4 separate regions of the Homo sapiens genome follow, and regions 1, 2 and 3 are each linked to region 4. A link is a contact called in ENCODE Hi-C or POLR2A ChIA-PET data. All regions are on one chromosome and are shown on one strand. Each heading gives the region's core, a stretch centred on a gene start or an enhancer-like site at or near the end of the contact. The rest is flanking DNA. Distances are from core to core; before and after follow the strand shown. Region 1 has its middle 81 kb from the start of RGS10. Region 2 has its middle 53 kb from the start of RGS10. Region 3 has its middle 27 kb from the start of RGS10. Region 4 has its middle 22 kb from the start of INPP5F.

The links. A loop is a pair of places that touch in the nucleus more often than their neighbours do. ChIA-PET counts read pairs that join two places held with the same protein, here RNA polymerase II (POLR2A). Pooled maps may share reads with other maps.
Region 1: a pooled map shows a loop between it and region 4 (3-fold over the local background). The contact joins two enhancer-like sites. A Hi-C loop is called at or near these places in 5 of 37 single-sample maps with no recorded cell type and 3 of 50 pooled maps. POLR2A ChIA-PET finds 5 or more read pairs at or near these places in 1 of 52 experiments (Panc1).
Region 2: a pooled map shows a loop between it and region 4 (2.8-fold over the local background). The contact joins two enhancer-like sites. A Hi-C loop is called at or near these places in 6 of 37 single-sample maps with no recorded cell type and 4 of 50 pooled maps. POLR2A ChIA-PET finds 5 or more read pairs at or near these places in 2 of 52 experiments (GM10248 and Panc1).
Region 3: a pooled map shows a loop between it and region 4 (2.0-fold over the local background). The contact joins two enhancer-like sites. A Hi-C loop is called at or near these places in 1 of 50 pooled maps. POLR2A ChIA-PET finds 5 or more read pairs at or near these places in 3 of 52 experiments (activated CD8-positive, alpha-beta memory T cell and activated T-cell).

What each region holds. Positions count from the first base shown.
Region 1 is chr10:119,460,279-119,463,123 of GRCh38, reverse strand. No RefSeq gene overlaps it. Among named protein-coding and RNA genes, the nearest start is that of RGS10, 81 kb to the left of the region's middle. RefSeq lists an enhancer at 663-912. Within about 2 kb of position 1,548, at least 2 of the 41 ENCODE cell types and tissues checked have a DNase peak (open chromatin) inside an H3K27ac peak, as active enhancers do.
Region 2 is chr10:119,488,393-119,491,092 of GRCh38, reverse strand. No RefSeq gene overlaps it. Among named protein-coding and RNA genes, the nearest start is that of RGS10, 53 kb to the left of the region's middle. Within about 2 kb of position 1,437, at least 10 of the 41 ENCODE cell types and tissues checked have a DNase peak (open chromatin) inside an H3K27ac peak, as active enhancers do.
Region 3 is chr10:119,567,795-119,570,707 of GRCh38, reverse strand. No RefSeq gene overlaps it. Among named protein-coding and RNA genes, the nearest start is that of RGS10, 27 kb to the right of the region's middle. Within about 2 kb of position 1,292, at least 2 of the 41 ENCODE cell types and tissues checked have a DNase peak (open chromatin) inside an H3K27ac peak, as active enhancers do.
Region 4 is chr10:119,702,705-119,705,404 of GRCh38, reverse strand. No RefSeq gene overlaps it. Among named protein-coding and RNA genes, the nearest start is that of INPP5F, 22 kb to the left of the region's middle. RefSeq lists enhancers at 448-727, 1,358-1,407, 1,418-1,467. Within about 2 kb of position 1,309, at least 6 of the 41 ENCODE cell types and tissues checked have a DNase peak (open chromatin) inside an H3K27ac peak, as active enhancers do.

The sequences.
Region 1 (2,845 bases), core at 299-2,798, 240 kb after region 4:
AGACCCTCCAAATTCCCATTCTTTGCCTCATAAATGATTAGCTGAACGGCCTGTTCCCACTGATCCATGGAAACAAAATGCTTGCTAGCCAGACTTGGGTAAGTTTCACTCCTTCTTCCTGGACTCTGAACTTTGACCAACTCAGCCTGAGCCTGCAGGCAGCCCCTCCAGAGCAGAGGCTGCCTCAGGGTGACATTTTCTGATCTATTTATCTAATCACATCACCCTTTCATCCCACTTTCCACACCTGGCTCTTTCTAGCCTTGTTCTTTCTACAAAAGAGATCATCTTTTCGCCTAACCCTCAAGACCCTTGCAGATGGCATGGTCAAGCCTTCTGCGTTTTGCAGTGCTCTCCATCCCAGCCCCTGTTGCAGTAGCCCCTTTCCTCCCTTGCAAAAATCTTTCAAATAGTTCTCTCCCCACTGAGTCTGGATTTGTGTTTTATTTGACGTGTGCTTGCAAAGTCAAATCTACAAGACAAGGCACATTTCTGAGCAGACTGGCTTTTATATCTGTCTCTCACTCTCCTCCCCTGGTGGCTTCCCTCTCCCTGTAGGTAACTTTTTTCCTTTTTTTGGTTTATCTTTTCATTAAAAATATGACAGTAGGATTCTATGTCGTATCCTCTTTCCTTTTGTTTAAGAACAGTGGTAGCCAATTGTACCCACCTGCTTCCATTTGCAGGTAAGAGCCTCACTCTCTTCAGCCCTCTGTGACTCTGAAAAGCCATCGGCAGGAAGATCAGTGGCTGCTTTGCCCTAAGCGTCCTCAATGAGATGAAAGCGCTTTGTAAACCAGTGGGCCTCAAACTGGAGTGTGCACCCCAGTCACCTGGGGGTCCTGTTCATAGGTCCCACCCAGACTCCTAACTCAATAGGCTTGGCACGGGGAGCAGGAACCTGGATCTCTCAGAAGTTCACAGGGCTGCTGCTGCAGCCTGTAGTGGTGAGGGTGTCAGACTTTGAAAACTACTGGTATCAGTTCCCCTCAAGGGCAGGGCAAATGTTGGTGAGTATTAATAAAACTTCTGTACCATAGAATACAGGACCTGGTTTGACTATAGACCCAGCCTGCCATTCCGGTTTGGGGCTTTCTTTCTTTCTTTTTTTTTTTTTGGGACAGAGTCTCACTCTGTCACCCAGGCTGGAATGCAGTGGCACAATCTCAGCTCACTGCAATCTCCACCTCCAGGGTTCAAGGGATTCTCCTGCCTCAGCTTCCCAAGTAGCTGGGATTACAGGTGCATGTCACCACACCCAGCTAATTTTTATAGTTTTAGTAGAGTTGGGATTCCACTATGTTGGCCAGGCTTGTCCCAAACTCCTGACCTCAGGTGATCCACCCACCTAAGTCTCCCAAAGTGCTGGGATTAGGTGTGAGAAATGGTGCCCAGCCAGGTTTGGGGCTTTCTAAGGCCTCTCTGCTCAAAGTGTTGTCTGAGGACCAGTGGCTTCGCCCAGGAGCACTCAGAAGCACGGGCTGTGCCCTACCCCACACCCACTGAATCAGATTCTAGTTTATCAAGATTCCAAATGAGTCAGAACTCCTGAAGCATGAGAGGTGCTGACCCAAGCCTTCTGCGCCTTGTGGTTTACCTGCCAGTAGTTGATGCCCCTAGAGTGCAAACTCTAGATCTCACCCCATGGCCTGCTGAATGGGCTTTTCCTGCTCTCTCCCCCAAGATAGCCAAGCCAAGGCCCCATGACAACTGGCCCAGGCCTGGGCAATGTTTGGCTTGGCAAACTGCTGGGCAAAGTGGTACCAGGAGCCCTGCCATGCTGTGGCTCAAGGGTCTGTTCCCAGGGCCCCAGCTCTCCCTCCTCTTCACGGTCTCTGGATATGGCAGGTGGATCCTAACAGCTTTAAGGACTGCCTCCCACAGGGGTTGTGGCCTGGAGCTCTCTGGGGCCCAGGGATGCTGGCTTTGAGCCTTTCCTGAAAATGAGTTAGATGGAGGCTCTTTTGGTCCCCTCACCAAATCCACGGTTGTCTGGTGTGGACAGGACGGGCACAGGCCTGAAAGGTGTGGAGGAGGTAAGAGGTGGGTACTCCTCCTGCCCAGCCCAGCCCATCTGCCTGGGAAGGGGCCAAAGCTGCTGGGCAGGGCAGTGTAAATGGTGAGGGGGGCCGGAGCTGTGGGGCTGGAGTTTCTCCCACTGATACCCTACCTGTCCCAGGAGAGACGGCAGCTTCTGTCTGCCTGGAGGCTGGCTCGGACAGTGGAGTTTCTGGAGTGGTGAAAGCCCCAGAGACAGAGCTGGGCCCTGCGGGGAGGTCCTCCCCATCCCTGTTCTGAGATCAGAGCATTTCCTGCCCCACCCCTGCATCTTCTGCCCTTGAGGGCTACCCGCCTGGTCGGCAAATCCTCGGCCATGAGTACCCCCATTCTTCCATCCTGGGAGAGCCCCTTCCTCATCCCACCCTCATTGCCAGCCGGCCCCTCTTTCTCTCTGTCCAATTCCACAGGGTCCCCCAGTAAGCAGATTCTTCCCCAGGCTCCAGGCCTGGCTGGAGTGTGGCTCCAGGCAGGGCTGGGTGTGAATGGGTGTGAGGTCAAGGCCAGGCCCCTGCTCAAAGCCAAGGCCTCTGTGCTGGGTGGCCCATGAGTTCCCACTGAATCCTCCAGCAGCCACATCACTGAGGTGTGATCTCATTTACAGATGAAGACACCGAGGCTCAGAGTGGCCTGTTTAAGGTCATATATCATCAATAGGGTGTTGGCTGAGTCCCAGCCCTGCTCATTCTATTTATTTATTTATTTTTAAAATTTATTTTTACCTTTATTTTTAAAACAAACATCTCAGAGTAAGCCCTGCTCATTCTAACAGCTAAGGCAAGCAGGT
Region 2 (2,700 bases), core at 188-2,687, 210 kb after region 4:
CAAGTTCCCTAGGGTCTCTGAGCACTGATTCCCATTCATTCAGGTGCCGACCCAGAGCCTTCATGACCTAATCACCCGCGAAAGGCCCTGCCTCTTTTTTTTTTTGAGATGGAGTCTCGCTCTGTCACCCAAGCTGGAGTGCAGTGGCATGATATGGGCTCACTGCAACCTCTGCCTCCTGGGTTCAAGCGATTCTCCTGCCTCAGCCTCCTGAGTAGCTGGGATTACAGGCATGCGCCACCACGCCTGGCTAATTTTTGTATTTTTGGTAGAGAGGAGGTTTTGCCATGTTGGCCAGGGTGGTCTCGAACTCCTGACCTCAAGTGATCCGCCCGCCTTGGCCTCCCAAAGTGCTGGGATTACAGGTGTGAGCCACTGTGCCCCAGCCGGCCCTGCCTCTTGATATCATCACACTGGGGACTCGGTTTCAACATGTGAATTTGGGGCGGGGGTCGGGGGCGGCACAAACATTCAGACGCTAGCACTATATAAAATCCAATGAGATAATACATGCAATGTGCGCAGCACAGTGCCTTGCGCACAGCGGCTTAATAAACCTTGGTGATTATTATGAGGCCACCAAACCAGGGATAGGTCGTGTGGTCTGCCTAAGGTGCGCAGGGAAGGGTAGCAGATCCCGGCCGGGTCTGACTCCTGGATCCTTGCCTGGGACTCTTTCACTGTCCCCCCAGTCCCCCGCACACACATGCACACGATGTTACCCCGCGTTCGAGTCGTGATCGACGGGCAGCCAGCTGGACCTGAATGTCATTCAAATGATTGCAGGCTCGAAACCAGGGGTGGGGGGGCTCTCAGGAGAGGATTTGGGCCCAGAAGGGGACATGCAGGGGGAAGCCAGAGAAGTGAGAGGGAGATCTGAGTGGTGGGTGCCCCAGCAGCGTAATATGGCTCCATTTCCAACCTGGAACCAGGTTGTTGCCTCTCCAGACATTTTGTGTCCGAAGGAAGGGGAAGGGAATTCAGTAGACATTCTTTGGAGGAGCCTCTTGGACTTCGGTGACTTTTTCTTGACAAGAACCATGGTCTCCTAGGGCAGAGCTGCCCACATGCTTTTCTGGGAGGTCCCGGGCTCCCCAGGCTCCTTGGAGTAGAAGGAAGTCTGGGGACCCCCGAGAGCCTGCCTGAAATTCCTGGCTTGAGCTCACGGGGGAGCTGGTGAGCTGTGGAGGGAGGCAGCTCCCGGGGTTCTTGCGGGTCCCTGCAGCACGGGAGGACCCTCCAAGGCCCTGGGCACCCATCCTGGTCAGACCGTCCCCTCCCACCAACTTTTCTCCTTGTCTCTCCCAGAAGGGTGCCCTGGGGAGACCCTCTCCCCAGAGGCTGGGACTGGGCAGGAAGGTGGGGCAGCTGCTCCCATCCTTTCTGCCCCGCACAGTTCAGGCAGTTCATCTTCGGGCAGGAAGATGAGGTTTCGAGGTACTTCCTGGGCTTGCGCTGACGTTTTTGACTACCGTCCCCGCCCCCACCCCGCCCCACTCTCTAGTTTGGCCTCTGCTGGCTCCAAAACCCTCTCAAATATCCCACGAGGGTCATTAGTGGGAGACCTTTGTTCAGTTCATTCATTTTTTAAATCAATGCTATATATTTTTTTAATGCTCGGAAACAGTGTTTTGATGTGAGTTTATTACTTGAAGAACTGCAGGACTTTGTACAACAAACTGCCTGATACTAAAGTTATATTAACAAAGAGATCAAGAAATGACTGGCTGTGTGCACAGAGGCTTAAAGGTTTAGTGTGGCTGAGATACTAAACGTCTCTCTTTCCCACCACTTTATTTTATTTTTATTTTTGAGACAGAGTCTTGCTCTGTCACCCAGGCTGGAGTGCAGTGGCATGATCTTGGCTCACTGCGACCTCCATCTCCTGGGTTCTCATGCCTCAGCCTCCCAAGTAGCTGGGATTATAGGCGCATGCCACCATGCCTGGCTAATTTTTGTATTTTTAGTACAGATGGGGTTTCATCTTGTTGGCTAGGCTGGTCTCAAACTCCTGACCTCAGGTGATCCACCCGACTCAGCCTCCCAAAGTGATGGGATTACAGGTGTGAAGCACTGCACCCAGCCTCCCATCACTTTATTTTAAAAGTGTATTTCCAAATCCTCGTCTTCTACCTCGGGGTGGTCGTTCCAAAATGTTTTATTTCTGAAGCTTCCCAGATAAGCAGCTACAATTTCACTCTTTCCTCCCCAGCTCACTGGGATGCATTTTTTCTTCTTCTTTTTTTTTTTTTTTTTTTTTTTGGTGGAAGGAATTTTTTTTAAAAAAACTAAGACGTACCTAATTTCAGTAAAGAGTAAAGTACACAAATCTTAAGTGGAGAGCTCTATGGATGTCTCCATTTGTCTACACACTCATAACTACCACCGCATTCGGCTATGGAATATTTCTAGCATCTGGGGTGCAGAGTTTTTTTTGTTGTTGTTTTTTGTTTTTTTTGAGACAGAGTCTCACTCTGTCGCCCAGACTAGAGTGCAATGGCCCGATCTCGGCTCACTGCAACCTCTGCCTCCCAAGTTCAAGTGATTCTCCTGCCTCAGCCTCCCAAGTAACTCCTGACCTCAAGTGATCTGCCGCCTCGGCCTCCCAAAGGGCTGGGATTAGAGGCATGAGCTGCTGCACCCAGCCTGGGATGCAGTGTTTTTTTGTTTGTTTGTTTTTGTTTTTTGAGATAGAGTCTC
Region 3 (2,913 bases), core at 43-2,542, 130 kb after region 4:
CTCCTGAGTAGCTGGGATTACAGGCACCCGCCACTACGCCTGGCTAATTTTTGGTATTTTTAGTAGAAACGGGGTTTCACCATCTTGGCCAGGCTGGTCTTAAACTCCTGACCTCAGGTGATCCACCCGCCTCGGCCTCCCATAGTGCGGGGATTACAGGCGTGAGCCACCTTGCCCAGCCAACTTAAACATTTTATTGTTCCAGCTGGGCATGGTGTGACTCACGCCCGTGACCCCAGCACTTTGGGAGGTTGAGATGGGAGAATCACTTGAGCCCAAGAGTTTGAAGCTACAGTGAGCCATGATTGTGCCACTCCAGCCTGGCTGACAGAGTGTGAATCTCTGTCTCTAAAATACAATAAAAAAAAATTTAAATGCAATATTAGTATGAAACCTGGGCTCCTATTTTCTACTTACTGATTTTATTTTGAAAGATAGTGTAGAAAGGCCAGGTACTATAATTCATAAGCTACTTTGTGCAAATATTTCTTTTATGGGCAAAGATGACTTTTAGTTTTGGAATTGCCTAAATGTGGAAGAAATTTAATTTATATCTGGGAAATAGGGGTAGATGAAATCTATATAATTTGTTGTTTTTATTTTAAGGGGGATAAAAGGCACTGATAGCAATTGACTTTTTAATAGAATTAAGCTTTTGTGGCCGGGCGTGGTGGCTCACGCCTGTAATCCCAGCACTTTGAGAGGCCAAGGCGGGCGGATCACAAGGTCAGGAGATCGAGACCATCCTGCCTAACACGGTAAAACCCCATCTCTACTAAAAATACAAAAAATTAGCCAGGCGTGGTGGCAGGCGCCTGTAGTCCCAGCTACTCGGGAGGCTGAAGCAGGAGAATCCCTTGAACCGGGAGGCGGAGCTTGCAGTGAGCTGAGATCATGCCACTGCATTCCAGCCTGGGCAACAGAGCGAGACTCTGTCTCAAAAAAAAAAAAAAAAAAAGAATTAAGCTTTTGTTTGGGGGAAGAGAGAGACATGATCTACATAACTTTGATGGCTTGGTTTTTAAACAAGAATATCAGAGTAACAGCGGACAAAAGAAGTATGTTCAATAAATTATTTCCTTAACTTTCCAACTCAAAATACATATGCCGAATTTTGTCTGTTCCAATTTATTGCACTTTAAAGAATTCACTAACCATTGTTTCTCTGAGATGTTCCTCTGGGAGTGATCCACATCTAATAACGTCTTGGAGTCAGCTTGGAAAGTTTGCAAACATGAATCAAACTGAAGTGCTTTTGGATAGCGTTTGAGGAAAGCCAGGGCGACTGTATGCTGGAAAGGAATCTCAGGAGTGAGCTGTCCAGTTGTTGATCTTCCAGCGAGGCTTAGCTTGCCCGTGGGTCTCCTCTTTTCACTTTCCTTCCTTCTTGGGAACTGACAAGAGTTTTGCAAAAAGCCTGGTTGTCATGGTGCTATAGAATTACAGCATTGTTAAGGTAAACCAGATTTTGCTGTATAAAATCAGCAGATACCATAACTTGCCCAAGTGTAATTTTTTTTCCTGGTCCTTTATCTTTCTTCCTTACGTTTTGGTATACCAGCAAAGAGAAGTCTGAAACCATCTAGACAAAATAAAGCATGAAATACGTAGCCATATGCAACTGTGCATGTTCTGAGAATTATTGTATAAATTTCAGGTTTTCACATTCAGTTCACTTTACTGGTTACAAGTTAAGAATTGAGTTGTTCCATATTGGGTTTGTACGATTGCTTTTGCTCACAAAAATAAAGCTAATGTGTAAGTCTTAACAGCTTTTTAAAAAATGAGACTACACATTTAATCATCTTAGCTTGCTACTTTTTGAAGAGGACTAAACTTGAAAAACATTTTTAATTTTCTCTGGCTAGGTTATATTTTAGCAGATGGCATAACTCATACTTTGTTTAATAAGGGTTCAGATTGGGGAAAAAGTGACGAAGGATGATGAAGGAGGGATAAGTCCTTGATTCAGGAGCACATTAACCTGAGACTAGACAATTCTGGGCAGGTGTAGTAAGCCATGAATGGATAATCGGGTGGGGTGTTGATATGTAATATGTTCCTGGTTTAAGACTGTGTACACTTTATCAAGACTAGAAGACTTACCAGGAGACTTACCAGCCTATTGAAAATGAAATATTACCAACATGTTTGCTGATAGATGGCCCTGATAGTTTGTTTTCAATTTCCTTTAAGGTATGTTTTTATTTAGCAATATGGGTTCTACTTGTGTATTAGAATGTTGGGCAAATGGTCCTGTTTTACAATAGTTGCCTTTGAGCATTTTCAGTAAAATGACAGGGATTAGGATGTCCTTTAAAATCCACATTTCTTATACCCAGGGATATATTTTATTTTTTAAAAATGGATAACTTCATTCCTTGGTTGAAGCTCCCCGAAGGCAGGGACTTGGTTTGTTAACTACACAAATTCTAGTACTTGTAACAGTTCTTGGCATGTGGTAGGTGTTCAGTAAATGTTAAATACATTAATATGATAAGAGGAAATGAAAGTAAACATGTATTTTATTTAGTCTCCCTCTTGAAACCAGAACATTACCTCGTGTTCTATTTGAGTAGAACTTGATCAGAATTGGTGGGGTGCTTGTGAAAAGGTAGATTCTGAGACTCTGCAGTTGTGGGTGAAGGTAGTCTGAAATAAAATTAATTGGCCTGGCGGGGCGCCGGTGGCTCACGCCTGAAATCCCAGCACTTACGGAGGCCGAGGCAGGTGGATCACTTGAAGCCAGGAGTTCGATACCTGCCTGGCCAACATGGCACAACCGCATCTCTACTGAAGATACAAAAATTAGCTGAGCATAGTGGTGCATGCCTGTAGTCCCAGCTACTCGGGAGGCTGAGGCACGACAATTGCTTGAACCTGAGAGGCAGAGGTTGCAGTGAGCTGAGATTG
Region 4 (2,700 bases), core at 60-2,559:
CTCACGCCTGTAGTCCCAGCACTTTGGGAGGCCAAGGTGGGTGGATCACAGGAGTTCGAGACCAGCCTGGCCAACATGGTGAAACCCTATCTCTACCAAAAACACAAAAATTAGCTGAGTGGGAGGCACCTTGTAATCCCAGCTGCTTGAGAGGCCGAGGCAGGAGAATCACTTGAGCCCAGGAGGCAGAGGTTGCAGTGAGCCAAGATTGCGCCATTGCACTCCAGCCTGGGCGACAGAGCAAGACTCCATCTCACAAAACAAAAACAAAAACAAAAAAAAATTAAGAAGGTGAGCAATGAGCAACAAAAACGTCTAAATTTTGCAGACAGAATAAGAGCCCAAAGGTTGTACACACTGAAAAACAAAACCGAATAGCTATTCATATTTTCCTTAAGGTTTGAGGACAAAGAAGCTCTAGAAGAAGGTTATACTGGAGCCAGAAAGGAAGCATACAAAAATATCCCTATCTATTTTTGTAAAGACAGGGTCTCACTCTGTTGCCCAGGCTGCTCTTGAACTCCGGGCCTCAAGTGATCCTTCTGCCTCAGCCTCCGAAAGTGCTGGAATTATAGACGTACCCCACCACCTGTGGCTGAGTTTCTCTTTCAACCGACAAATAGAACCTTTCTTGGAGTTAGAAAGTAGGAGATCAGGAGCTTCTCACTAATGATGGTGTAATTCAGCAATGGATCCCTTTTCGGGTCATCAGCTTAGTGTCAGTTCCTGGTTCTATCTGACTCATTGCAGTAGTGGGAGGTTTCGAAAACTTGAAGTCAGGAGGGTTTACATCAATTTCACATATTACAAACAACAACAACAACTCACAGCGCTAGGGAGGCATCCCATTCTACTCATCTTTACAACCTGACAAGAACAGGAATACATTCAACAGAAATATTCTTCTCTGCTACGAACAGATTGAAATAAATACCTGAGTTCCTGATAGAATGGAAAATAACAGCTTTCCATAGGTGCGGAATCACCAATGACATCAGAACAAAAATTATTGCTCGGTACCAAGGAGAAAATGTCTTGAGGACAAGATGTGAATAACAAGTTCAGAAGAAGGGAAGGTCAGTCAAAAAAAAAAAAAAAAAAAAAAAGCAGCCTCCTGGGCGACAGAGCAAGACTCAAAAAAAAAAAAAAAACGAAGATGAAGGATGATTATCATGCTACCTCTAAATTTCTACAGCAGGCTCCATAGAGCTCAAAATACTTTAAAGACGTATTTTTATTCTGAAGTAGCAGGAAGGAAATATCAGCAGCGTTTACAGATGTTGAAACTGAAGCATCACATCATTGGGGGATGCCCAGTTCTCCCTGCAGCATCTACTAGCTGTGCAGGATGGGGCCTACAGAGTGAGTTTCTGTCTTTCCTAGGAGCTTACCAACTCAGTCATCAGAAGGTTTCCCCAATCCAAATATATATTATTTTAATGTAAAAATAGAATATGTTGGCAGGGCGTGGTGGCTCACGTCTGTAATCCCAGCACTTTGGGAGGCCAGGGCAGGTGGATCACGAGGTCAGGAGATAGAGACCATCCTGGCTAACACAGTGAAACACCGTCTCTACTAAAAATATAAAAAATCAGCCAGGCATGGTGGCGGGCACCTGTAGTCCCAGCTACTGGGGAGGCTGAGGCAGGAGAATGGCGTGAACCCAACAGGCAGACCTTGCAGTGAGCCGAGATCGTGCCGCTGCACTCCAGCCTGGGCAGCAGTGCAAGACTCCGTCTCAAAAACAAAGAATATGTTAATAATTATATTAAAATTTCCATCAGAAACCTCAAGGCTATTGAGAACCAGGATTAATCTACTGATTACAATAAGAGAGGGGGCTGGGCACAGTGGCTCATGCCTGTAATTCCAGCACTTTGGGAGGCTAAGGTGGGAGGATTTCTTGAGCCCAGGAGTTTGAGACCAGCTTTGGCAACATAGTGAGACCCCATCTCTATAAAACATAAGTGAATTAATAAATAAAATAAGAGAGGGGACAAAGAGATGTGGTCATTTGGTCAGTGTATTGGTTTTCTAGGGCTGCTGTAACAAATGACCATAAAGTGGGTGGCAGTAAACAACAGAAGTGTATTTTCTCACAATTCTGGAGGCTAGAAATCCAAAATCAAGGTGTTGGCTGGGCCAGGCTCCCTCTGAAGGCGCCAAGGGAGAATCCTTCCTTGCCTTTTCCAGCTTCCGCAGGCTGCCTGCAATTCTTGGTGTTCCTTGGCTTGTAGATATATCACTCCAATTTCTGTCTCATTTGTCACACGGCACTCTCCCTGTGTGTCTGTATCAGTGTTCAAATTTTTCTCTTCTTATAAAGGTACCAGTCATTGAACTAGTGTTCCAGTAAAACCTCATCTTAACTTTTTTAGATCTACAAAGGATGTATGTCCAAATAAACTCACATTCATAGGTACCGGGGATTAGGACTTGAGCATATCTTTAAGGGGACATGATTCAGTCAGCAATAATCAGTTTGAAAACAAGATATTACTACCTAGTGGTAAATACACTCAAAACTACCAAAGGCCATGACTCTCCCCCCAAAAATGGAGATAGCATCATCTTTACTGTTGAAATAGCCCAGAATGTCTTTCTGAATAAGCTCTCTCTAGATGTTCTTCCCACCTCTAAGACTCATGATTATCTATGACTTAAAACTTACCGTCTCACAGACTCTCTCTCTATATGCAG